2 separate regions of the Homo sapiens genome follow, and region 2 is linked to region 1. The links are chromatin loops, found by intact Hi-C in ENCODE. Cell type or tissue: chondrocyte. All regions are shown on one strand. Links, peaks and the distances in the headings refer to the core of each region. The heading gives the core; the rest is flanking DNA. Region 1 overlaps ENDOV (endonuclease V). Region 2 overlaps RPTOR (regulatory associated protein of MTOR complex 1).

Region 1 (5,362 bases), core at 84-5,083:
CAGGAGAGAAGCCACAGGAAGGAAGCGGGCTCAGCACCCATCACTGGGCAGTGGCGGCACCTGTGTGGCTGCCAGCCTGGCACAGCGGCCCTGGGCAGATTGTTGCCCTTGTTCTAAGCCCCATCATCAGGTTTGAACAGGGTCTTGTGGGCAGCACCCTCAGCTCAGGGACAAGACCACTTCACCGCCTGCACGCTCAGTGTCGTCTCAGGTGGTGTGGCTTTGCCTGGGCTGTGGCTCACCTCCAAGATCAGTCCCCTTCCCTTTCCTGGCCCAGTGACTGGGTTTTAAAAATAAAGAGACCTGGGCCGGTTGCGGTGGCTCACTCCTGTAATCCCAGCACTTTGGGAGGCCGAAGTGGGTGGATCACGCGATTAGGAGATCGAGACCATCCTGGCTAGCATGGTGAAACCCCATCTCTACTAAAAATACAAAAAATTAGCCGGGCGTGGTGGCACATGCCTGTAGTCCCAGCTACTCAGGAGGCTGAGGTGGGAGAATCGCTTGAACACGGGAGGCAGAGGTTGCAGTGAGCTGAGATCGCGCCACTGTACTTCAGCCTGGGCAACAGTGCGACACTCCGTCTCAAAAAATAGAGACTTGCCTTCAGCCCTTCACCAAGAAGAGAGGGGTTTTTTTCCCCATTTTTCCCTCCATTTTCCAGATCCGACTCCTGCAGACTCGAGGAGACTCATTCCCTCTGCTGGGAGACTCTGGGACTGTCCTGGGAATGGTGAGTAGCTAGGGCCCTGAGCTCCTCCAAAGCCCCGGGGTAGGGGATCCTTTGCAGGCAGACACAGGTGCATGCAGACACGCGTGCACTCACACTTGCCCACATCAACCCCCCGCCTGCCCGTCCATCCATCCTCCTGCCTCTGACTGAGTCCAGGGTGTGATGTTTGTGTTTCTTTCCTCCAGCCGTGCTGAGGGAGCCCACCCTCCCCCAGGGACAAGCAGCAGGAAGGCGCCCTGAGGGTGGGCAGGCCCTGGCCCCTGAGAGCACTGCCCCTTCAGCTTCCCCCTTGCCCCCAGGACATTTTGTCAGAGCTCCAGCTGCTGAGGCTGTCCTGACCCTGGTCCCGGTGGCCCAGCCCACAGGACAGCCCTCGCCTTCCTTGTCACAGGCCCTGAGGAGCCACGACCGCAGCACCAGGCCCCTCTACATCTCCGTGGGCCACAGGATGAGCCTGGAGGCCGCTGTGCGCCTGACTTGCTGCTGCTGCAGGTTCCGGATCCCAGAGCCCGTGCGCCAGGTGGGTGTGCTGGGGATGCGGGGAGGCAGCACAGGCTCCTCTGCTTCCTGCCACCTGCTGTTCAGGGCTCCCCAGCAGCTCAGCTGGGGTCAGAGTGCAGTGACATGAGGACGGGGGTTCCTGGGCCGAGGACAGGTCACAGACATCTTGCTGGAGAGCTTGCTGGGCCCTGCAGTCAGGACAGTAGACTGGGGGGTGCAGGGCTCCCAAGAGTTCATCCCCAGGCCCTGCACCCCATGCACTCAGCCTCCCAGCCTCTCTGAGCCTCCTGCACCCAGATACAGGCCAGCTTGGAGAATCAGTGATGTTAGCTCAGGTGGTGAGGTGTCCTGCCAGTTCCCAGCCAGCCCCTCAGGTCCCAGAGGGAGCAGCTGAACTTGAGCCAGGAGGCTCCTGCAGGAAAGCTGTGCAGGCCCCAGAGACGCCAGTCTGGGGACTTGGGTATGCCCGCCCCAGGACCCAGCACAAAACTGGTGTTCGGTCCCCCAGGAAGGGTGAGAACTCTGCTGAAGCCATCAGCTCAGCTGAGAAAGGACTCAGCCTGTGGGCCAGGGAGAGACAGCTGGCACGAGATGCCCACAGACAGCCTCGATAGGACCAGGGGACCACAAGACACGGGTGGATGCTGTCCCAGAGAAGCCCACAGAGTGAGGGTTCAAGAAAAGTCAGTCTTAGGAAGAGACCCGCTGGAGGAAGGGGAAGGACAGCCCTGGGCAGGAAGGAGTTTGATGTGCTCAAGAAATGGGGGGCCCGGAGGGTGGCTCACGCCTGTAACCCCAACACTTTGGGAGACAGAGGTGGGAGGATCACTTGAGCCCAGGAGTTTGAGGGCGCCCTAGGCAACATAGACCCCGTCTCTACAAAAAAAACGTAAAAACAAATTAGCCAAGTGTGGTGGTGCGTGCCTGTGGTCTCTGCTACTTAGGAGGCTGAGGCGGGAGGATCACCTGAGCCCAGGAGGTCGAGGCTGTAGTGTGCCCTGATTGGGCCACTGCACTCCAGCCTGGGTGACAGAGCAAGACCTTATCTCAAAAAAACTTTAAAAAACAAAAACTCAGCAGGAAGGTGTGGCCGGAGCCAGATGGCAGTGAAGTACAGAGTGGGTGGGAGCCCGTGAGCATCTTGGGGTGCGCCAGGGTTTCAGACGTCACCCACAGGGACTTGGATGGCTGTGAGTTGGCAGCGGGGCGCCCGCAGATTGGCCTTTTTAGGTGGCCGCTGTGCGTGCTGTGGAGGCTGTGGACGCAGGTCTGCACAAGCCATGCTGCTTCCAGCAGCCCAGCCCCTGAGCCTCCCTGGTGTCTGCCCCTTCCCCATCTTACCCCACCGCTTGCCCTGCAGCCTGCCCTGGGGCAGCCGCAGCACCGGTGGAAAACCCCCAGGCCACCACCTTCGGGCCGGGGCCTTCCGGCTGCTGGCGCGCAGTGTGGCCTCCAGGGGGCAGCAGCAGCCCACATACCACAATGGCCCTCGCCCTGGGGAGCTGTGCTCAGTGGTGGCGTCTGAGAGCGGGCTCCACAGCCTTGCAGGGCTTTGCTCAGGGCACAGGTGTGTGGACTCTCAAGCCTGTGAGCTGTGTCCCCAGCCCCCAGGAAAGAGGCCTTTCTTCCTCCATTCCAACTCAGCCGTGTGGTCTTCCGAGAGAGAACCCAAGAAACTGTCCCCCAGGCCTTCAGCCACAGGAACTTTAGGTCGTGCTGCTGCTGCAGACAGCACAGTTCCTGGAGCTCCTGTACCTTTTTCTGCCTCAGCGCGCCCCAGAGTAGGACAGTGGCCCATCCTTGCAAGGGAGGGGACACCTGGCCTGTGAGTACCTTAAGCATCTAGAAATAGAGCAAGGATCTGTGCCTAGCACCAGCAAAGAGCCTGCCAAATCCTGGGCCCACCCTCCAGAGGAAGGAAAGCCGCAACCAGTTGGGATATGCAGCCACCCCGTACCAGGAGCCCGCAGCTTCTTACTGTTGGGCGTGAGCCGAGGATCGTGTCCTGCAGGGCTGGCTCTGTCTCTCGGTCCATTTTCTTCCTGAGCTCACTCACCTCTCAACAGGTTCACCTCCTGCTCTGTTCCAGAAGGTCCTGGGAGAGCACAGACGGGGTTAGTGTTGGTCTGCTCTCTCCCTGGCTCCGCGCCGGGCCGTCTTGGTGGCCCCATGGTCACAGGCGCTGCGGCGCTCCTGGTTGCCAGGTCCAGGCTCTCCTGCCAGGCCAGGCTGGGCCGCTCCAGGGGAAGGTGAGAGGTGCTGGCCCCGCCTACCGCTGCCCCACTTCCCCCATGAATGGAAGCAGGAGCAGGCTGGGGGATTAGCCGTTGCTTTCCATGAGTCGTGCAGCCCTGAAGCTAATCTAAGCTCATCTGAGCTGGGATCAGGGGGACTTCCCAGGGCCAGACCCCCCATGCCCCCGGGGGTTCCCACTCAGACCTGAGCCCTGTTCAGTGTCCCTCCCTGCTAGGGTCTGCCCCCATCCCAGCCTGTGGCCCACCGCCCTCTTTTATCTTGGTGATTCTGGAGACGGGACAGGGGTTACTGCTGATCTAGTCAGGGAGAGGACAGACCAGCTGGGCTCAGAGCCCCCAGAGAAGCAAGTGTTAGCAGGGAAGCCTCGGCTTGCGCAGAGCCTACAGGGAAGCACAGACTGGAAACCAGTGAAGGCTGAGCAGCTCCAACTGCCACTGGTGGGGAGGAGACCCAGGACCCCCTCACTCAGCCTGTCCACTCACCAGCTACTCAGGCCCTTCAGGGACTGCCCAGCTCGGTTTGAGAGCTGCCATTGCGGGGCTTTGACCCCAAAGTCCCAGGCATGCCTGTCCCACACTCGCTGACAGGGCCGCGGCTCCTGAGCCTGAAGAACTGGCTGTGACCTGTGTGTCCTGAGTGGGCTTCTGTGGGGGATGGAGGCATTGCCAGCAGCAGCTCCTGGTGGGAAACTGGTCTAGAGACCAGCTCAGCACCCAGCAGCACGTCTGTCTCCCCCAGGCTGACATCTGCTCCCGAGAGCACATCCGCAAGTCGCTGGGACTCCCCGGGCCACCCACACCGAGGTGAGCACCCAGGGAGGCTGGGGCACTAAAGGGGCATCTCACAGACACCTGCATGGGCTGTTTCCGGTGGCTCAGCCTCTCCTTGTTGCAATATTGTGGCTCAGGACAGACAGTGCAGGGCCAGGGAAGGCAGGGGACACAGGAGAGGTCTTCAAAGAGGGAGGAGAGTGGAGTGGGGTAGACTCCTATTCTCGTGGGAACTCTCCAGAAACACCACTGCCTCCACGCAAAGCCCTGGAACTACGGCCCTGTCTGGTCCAAGCCCTACCTCCCAATAGGGCTATCCCCAGCCTTCCTCAGTCCACTTAGCCTGTGAGGTACCAGGACGTGGGCTCTGCAGAAAAGGCGTGGCCTCGGAGTCAGACATGATCCAGCCCTGCATAGCCAGCTGTGGCGTTTGCACTCTTCGAGCCTCAGCTTCCTCATCGTCGGGATAGGCTCTGTAATTCTTGTCCCACTGGTTCTTGTAAGTTAGAGTGACAGTGTGCCTGGCACAGTCACCGCTAACAGTGCAAGGCATTGTCTTAAAACCATTGCAGATGGTTTGATCCTGCTAGCAACCTTGATGTGAGACAAGTACTGTGACCCCACTTTACAGATGAGGAGGCTGGGACACTGAGTGTTGATAAGGAGTAAAGCAGAATTCAGTCTGGCTACTTCCTCTTCTCTCAGTGTGGGCAGTTTGGATTCCAGGCCCTGCATCTGAGCCTCCAGGCTGAGAGGACACCCCCACTCCCTAGGCAAAGATCGCAGGAGGCCCCAGGCCTGGGATTCGCCCTGCCCTCGCCCACGATTAGTTACTGAAGGGCTGCGGTTCCTTCGTGCTCATTTTCCCTCTAAGCCAGGGGCTGTTCCCAGGCCTCCCTAGGCTGCTTTGAGAACTGAGGGAGCAGGTGGCGGGGACCCCCCAAGCTCTCCCAGAGTTGGAGGCCGGCCCGCTTGAATGCAAGCTGCGTGTCTGAGCAGCGTGCTCTGCCCTGCCCTCTGCCCTGGGCTGTAGCAGGTCCTGAGTGTCCAGGCCAAGCGCAGTTCCCAGACCCCATCTGGGGTGTGAGGGGGTGTCAGGTAG
Region 2 (5,362 bases), core at 299-5,298, 430 kb after region 1:
GAGAGTCCCCTGAGAATGACATGGCCAGAACTGGGCGCCAGTGAGCCCCTGGGCAACCCCCGCTCCTCCCTGCCTTTCCCAGGGCAGGCATCTTTCTCCCAAGGTGTATCTGAAGTGCAAACATGAGTGTTGAGCAAGCTGGCCGTGCCGTCACGGAGAGGTGGCCGTGGTGTCACGGAGAGGTGGCCATGCCGTCACGGAGAGGTGGCCGTGCCGTCACAGGTGGCCGTGGCTCGTACGTGAGCAACACAGTGAAGGTGCCTGATGCTCTGCTGCCAAGAGCAGACGAGGCCACTGAGGGCAGGCAAGGGCCCCAGGCGCAAGCAGCCTGCGCCTCCACAAGGAAAAGCTGCCACCCGATTCATTCCAGTCTCTTGACACCAGTCAAGGCTGGCAGTATGTGGCAGCTTCTAGGAATAAATCAGAGATGAATAAATCTGGAGGAAGCCCCTCTTTACTTTAAGTGAGGCCCATTCATTCCTGTTGCGTTTCCCATATGTGCTGAAGATAGCACCGCAGCTGGTCCCGCGTGGCACCCCTGCTGCTGCCCGTTCCCTTGCTGCGGCACAGGTGCGCTGACGCCCTCCCTCGCCCCCAGGCCTTGTCTGTCGGCATCTTCCCCTACGTGCTGAAGCTGCTCCAGAGCTCGGCCCGAGAGCTGCGGCCACTTCTCGTTTTCATCTGGGCCAAGATCCTCGCAGTGGACAGCGTGAGTATCCCCGCCCTCCTCCCCAGAGTGATGTGAACCTGCCGGCCCTTCTGGGGATGCCGAGCCCTGCGTTTCCAGCCTGCCCTTTCTCCAGCCTCGCTCCCTCTCCAGGCACCGCCGTTCCCTTCCTCTCTTCTGGGGTAAAGTGGGACGCGCCCGCCTCGGCAGCCACCTCTGGGTCGTGGGGGCTGTCACCTACCTGTCCTGTCCCTGGCCTTCCCCTGGTACCCTGCGCTCAGTCCCCCCACACCGTCCTGTCCCTGGCCTTCCCCTGGTGCCCTGCACTCAGTCCCCCTGCCTGTGTCTGACCCCCGTAAGGCTGTCCCCGTGCTCCTGACCCTGACTGGAAGCAACCCCGCCATGGCATAAACTTGGCCTCTGCCTCGCCCAGACCCCGCATTGGCTCTCCTGTGCCCACCATTGCATTTCTCCCCCTCCTCAACCCTGCACAGGTGGTCTGGGCCAGGCCCCGAGGTGTTAGGGGCCACCCCCTTACACGGGGCTGTCCAGCTCTGTCCTCTCTGACGGGCATCAGCCCTGGCCCTGCAGCCATGTGTTCGCCCCTCAATCATCTAGGCCAGGGACCCATATTTAGCTATGTTAAGAGAGACACAAGGTCAGCTGTCCCTGTCCCCAGCGGCTTATGCTTGGGTGCTGGCAGGGGTTGCAGGTGACACCAGCCCTGTTGTGAGGCAGGGTCACCTCCTGCAGGAGCTACCAGCGAGATGGGTCAGAGGAGTGGGGCTGAGAAGTCGTGTGGGCGAGACCCGGCCTATGCTGAACTGGAAACGCCAGGAAGGGCCTTGAGGGGGTGGATGTCGGGCGGGGGTCCAAACATGGAGGTGGCAGGGAGGGCTGGGAAGACATTTAGAGGAGGGCAGGCCACTCCCTGTGGCTGTGTGCGGGGACACGCAGGGAGGCCCCATCCACGCAGACGGTGCACGGTTCCCGGTAGACACAGTTGAACTTCATTTAGCAGGCATGGGGATTATTACAGATTTTGGAACAAAGACATCAAAGAATGAAGCTGTGGTTTATAAACATTGCCTGGCCTCGGTGTCAAGTGGATTGTAGGGAAACACGGGGTGGAGAGCATTTTCCTCCAGGAGGGTGGGCAGAGGAGGTCGGGCTGCAGGGCTGGGAGGGCGGCACCAAGCCTGGGTTGGGAGAGGCGACTCGGGCTGAAGCCTGTGTGGCCGGCTGGGGCTCGGGGAGCCTTCCAGAGACAACTGGTCAGGAGCCCTGTGCGGCCTAGGAGCAGGGCTGGCCCGATGCCAAGACTGGGGACCTCGTCTACCCAGTGGTGATGGCAGGCGAGACCCTCGAAGGAAAATGTGGAAGGCTCAGCTGCGGGAGAACTCTCGAAAGCTCCTCGTGTGACACAGTGGAGAGGAGAGCTGTACAGAGTGGTGCAAAGGGTCTGGGAAGGGCTCATTTATAGAACGTGAAGATTCTAGAACAAAGGGTGTGTGCTGAGAATGGAGTTGGGGGATATGTTGCCCTCTGCAGGGTTGTTGGGGACAAAGATTTCCCAGAGATGCCTTTGCCTTTAGCTGTCCGTGTGCGGAGGGGCACACGTGTGTGATACAGAGCTGGGCTCGGAGCCAGGTTGGCAGGGAGCCCCGGGAAGAAGCCAAGTCAGTCTTGCTCTGGGGGTGCCGCCACGGGTGAGGAGAGCGGGACGGAGGAGCCGGCATCAGGGCAAGGCTGGCTTTGCTCCCTGCTTGGTTTTGAAGCAAACCAGCCCCAGCAACTCATTAGAAGGCCTGTAGGAGCAGGTCCACGTTCCCCCCGGACTTCGGCCAGCTGCTGTGTGCACGTGTGTGCGGGGGTGGTCATGTATGTGGGCGCTTGTGCGTGCATGTGTGTGTGGCGCCCTGTCAGGCGGCTTTCATATGCAAAGTCTCTTAATTCCTAAGTCCCCTGTGAAGTTAGCTTGAATTTGCAGCCTATTTACTGGTGAGGCGCCGCCCACAGGAGGGAGCAGGGGCCACATAGCTGCCATGCGAGGGGCCGGCACCCCACTGGGCCCCTGCGCCGGGTCTGGAGCTCCTTGCCCACACAGGGAAATGGAAGGTCTAGCAAAGTCACAGAGCAAGTACAGGAGAGTGCCAAGAACACCTTGGAGAGGCCATGGCTTGGAGCCGGGGAAGACCACCCTTTCCTTTTCTGTGTGGCAGGTGAGGGGAGAGTGGACGGAGCTTAAGCCCCCGGGGCTCCTGCCTGCTGCCCGGCGCTCCCCAGGCCACATTCTGTCAGCTCCTCCGTCCAGTCACTGGCACTGAGACCCAGCCTCATCCTTAGCCCTGTCAGCCATGTCGCACTGGCCACCAGGACCTGCTGTGCTCGCTGAAGCTGCCCTGTTGGGCTTTGTTCAGCCAAATTCACTGACCCTGTTGTCCAGGCACTGGCAGGCACCCCGAGCCACAGGCTCGTACCCCGCACTGTGCGCTCTCACCCGTCAGCCCTGCACACCCCACACAAAGCCACTGCTGTGTCTCCCACCCACAGCCGCTGCTGATTCAAGTCCAGCCCAGGCCATCAGGTCCCCAACTGTGCTGCCCACGGACCCCTGGGCCCCTGCTCAGCCCTTCTGCTCCCTGCACCCAGCCCTGACCATAGCCTCCCCACACCCCAAGTCCTCACGTACTACTTTGGTGTCACAGCTGAAGTCAGGGGGCAGTGGGGAGGCTGCTGCCGAAGCGGACGGTGAGGGCTTCCACCTTGGAGGCAGGCGTCAGTCGTACCCAGCACCAGTTGACCTCTCGCTGGTTCCGCTGATTCTTGTAGATTCCCTGGGATTTTCTGCTAGTTCACTGGTTCTTGTAGATTCCCTAGGATTTTATGTATATGCTCTCTCCAAGCAGAAGCAGCTTCCAGCCCCTCTTCCGGTTCTGGGATCTCTCACTCTTTTTCTGGGCCTGGGGCACTGACCATGGCTCTGCTGGCACGGGTCGGCTACCGTGCTTGCCATCTCTCCCAGCTGCTCCTGATTTCCTGAGCTGGATGCGGGGAGCTGCTGCTCTTCCTCTCAGCACAGCTGAGGTTGACCTTGACCTCAGTTCAACCTTGAACCCTCCTGGGCCCAGTGCTCTGCACCTGGCTGTGACCAGAGAACGCTCCATAATGGTGACCTGAATACCATATATTTCAGCAAAATATTTTCCCTGCTACCCATTAAACTACAGATAAAGAATGACTGCTTTGAAAGATTGGCTAAAGCACTGGATTTAAGGTTAAAACCCTGAGTTTGATCCCATCACCGCATTTGCTCTTACAAGTCATTTTCACTTCCCTTGGCCATGATTTGCCTCTGTAAAATCATGAGCCTTCGGCCGTCTGCCTTCAGCCACAGTTCCAGAGCTCAGAACCAGGACGTGGAAAACTGCTGTGTAAATTATAGAGGAACAGGAACAGGACCAGGAAGGGGCACCACGTAAATCTCACATCTCTCCTGCCTGTCCCTGTTACACTAAAACCTTTTCTTGCTAAACAGAAAGCTTGGCTTTGTGGATCAGGACGCGAGAGGTGTGGGTCATTTCTATTTTACTCTTCTTCAAATTCACTGAAGAGCCACATTATGTAAACAAAGGGTGTTTGGCAGGAAGTCATTTTGAAACGTGGTTTCTGTCCTACACCCATATCTTCGTCATCTACATGGACACACTTAGAAATATCTTGGCACCTGGCCACGGATGAAGGACCATGTGTAGGGGCTCTGGGATGCACAAAACGGTGACCCTCACATGACACAAAGCCCAGGGTGAAGGGAGGAAGAGATGCCATCTGCATGCAGAGGTCTGGGATTACGGCCGCCTGAGCCTGCTCCCCAGCACCGCCAGTGCTGCAGGAACGTGTCTAAGCCAACTTTGATTCTCAGACTTCGTGTTTTTAGTACCTTTTAGGACCTGGAAATTGATGATGTCTTTATTTTTAGTCTCAGGGGTGGCTCTTGGTGAAAGGGGACAGCCTTCCTCGTACCTTCCTCGTGACATTCTCACTGCATCCACAGCCCATCATGGTATTGCAGTGCAGGGCGTCTTGTTTAAAACTGGCTCTTGGTCCCGTGGATCTCCCAGGGCCTGTTGCTCTCGAGTGCCCCAAATGGCAGAACGTGGCCATGAGCACGGAGGCTGCAGCGTGCCTTCGTTTTACACCCTGCTCCAGGCAGATACCAGGGCCTCGGGTTTATTATTCATGCTGCTGAAGGGGTCATCTGCTCAGTACTGCTTGGGGAGCTGTTCCCACAGCCAGCTGGGCATGCCCTTGCCTGCAGTGTTCTTGTAACTGCCTGCAGGCATCACAGGCCTTCCTGTGAATTAATTTCTTAACCAGCTTGTTGCACCTGCATGTTTAAAAGCAATCATTCCACTGAGGGGCATTTTGAAGTGTTTCCGGTAGAAACTGAGCCTCGTCTACCTCACCTGCCTCGCCCTTCCTTCCATCGTTACCCTGGCGATAACTTCCCAGAGATGAAAGTTCCCTGTGTTTTTGAGGGGTCATTCCTCTACTCCCTTCCCCTCCCCACGTCTGGCCATGGATGTTGCTGGCGGTCCTCCGGATCTCCACCCCTACCCCCCCATGATGTGTGCACCCCCTACAATGTGTGCATGCCCCTCTGTGTTGGTGATGGTCCTCCGAAGCTCCGCCCAC

What was found. Peaks named below come from ENCODE experiments on the same cell type or tissue, not always from the same donor. Only the 100,000 strongest peaks of a DNase experiment are listed, where the experiment ranks them.
Region 2: it touches region 1 in a loop (4-fold over the local background); 19 of 110 quality-filtered maps call a loop at or near these places.

What each region holds. Positions count from the first base shown.
Region 1 is chr17:80,424,368-80,429,729 of GRCh38, forward strand. ENDOV (endonuclease V) reads left to right here. Exons shown (of 10, transcript NM_173627.5): 6 at 665-733; 7 at 1,125-1,253; 8 at 4,229-4,293. Among named protein-coding and RNA genes, the nearest start is that of MIR4730, 7.6 kb to the left of the region's middle. RefSeq lists enhancers at 586-1,087, 1,088-1,587. In chondrocyte, for the core only: CTCF peaks have their summits at 2,674 (motif pointing right) and 2,883; DNase peaks (open chromatin) are centred at 1,134, 1,744, 2,604 and 3,334.
Region 2 is chr17:80,857,192-80,862,553 of GRCh38, forward strand. It overlaps RPTOR (regulatory associated protein of MTOR complex 1), which reads left to right. Exons shown (of 34, transcript NM_020761.3): 13 at 599-709. Among named protein-coding and RNA genes, the nearest start is that of CHMP6, 130 kb to the right of the region's middle. RefSeq lists enhancers at 1-345, 346-1,275. In chondrocyte, for the core only: CTCF peaks have their summits at 2,214 (motif pointing left), 2,420, 4,809 and 5,013; DNase peaks (open chromatin) are centred at 1,270, 1,960, 2,420, 3,150 and 2 weaker places.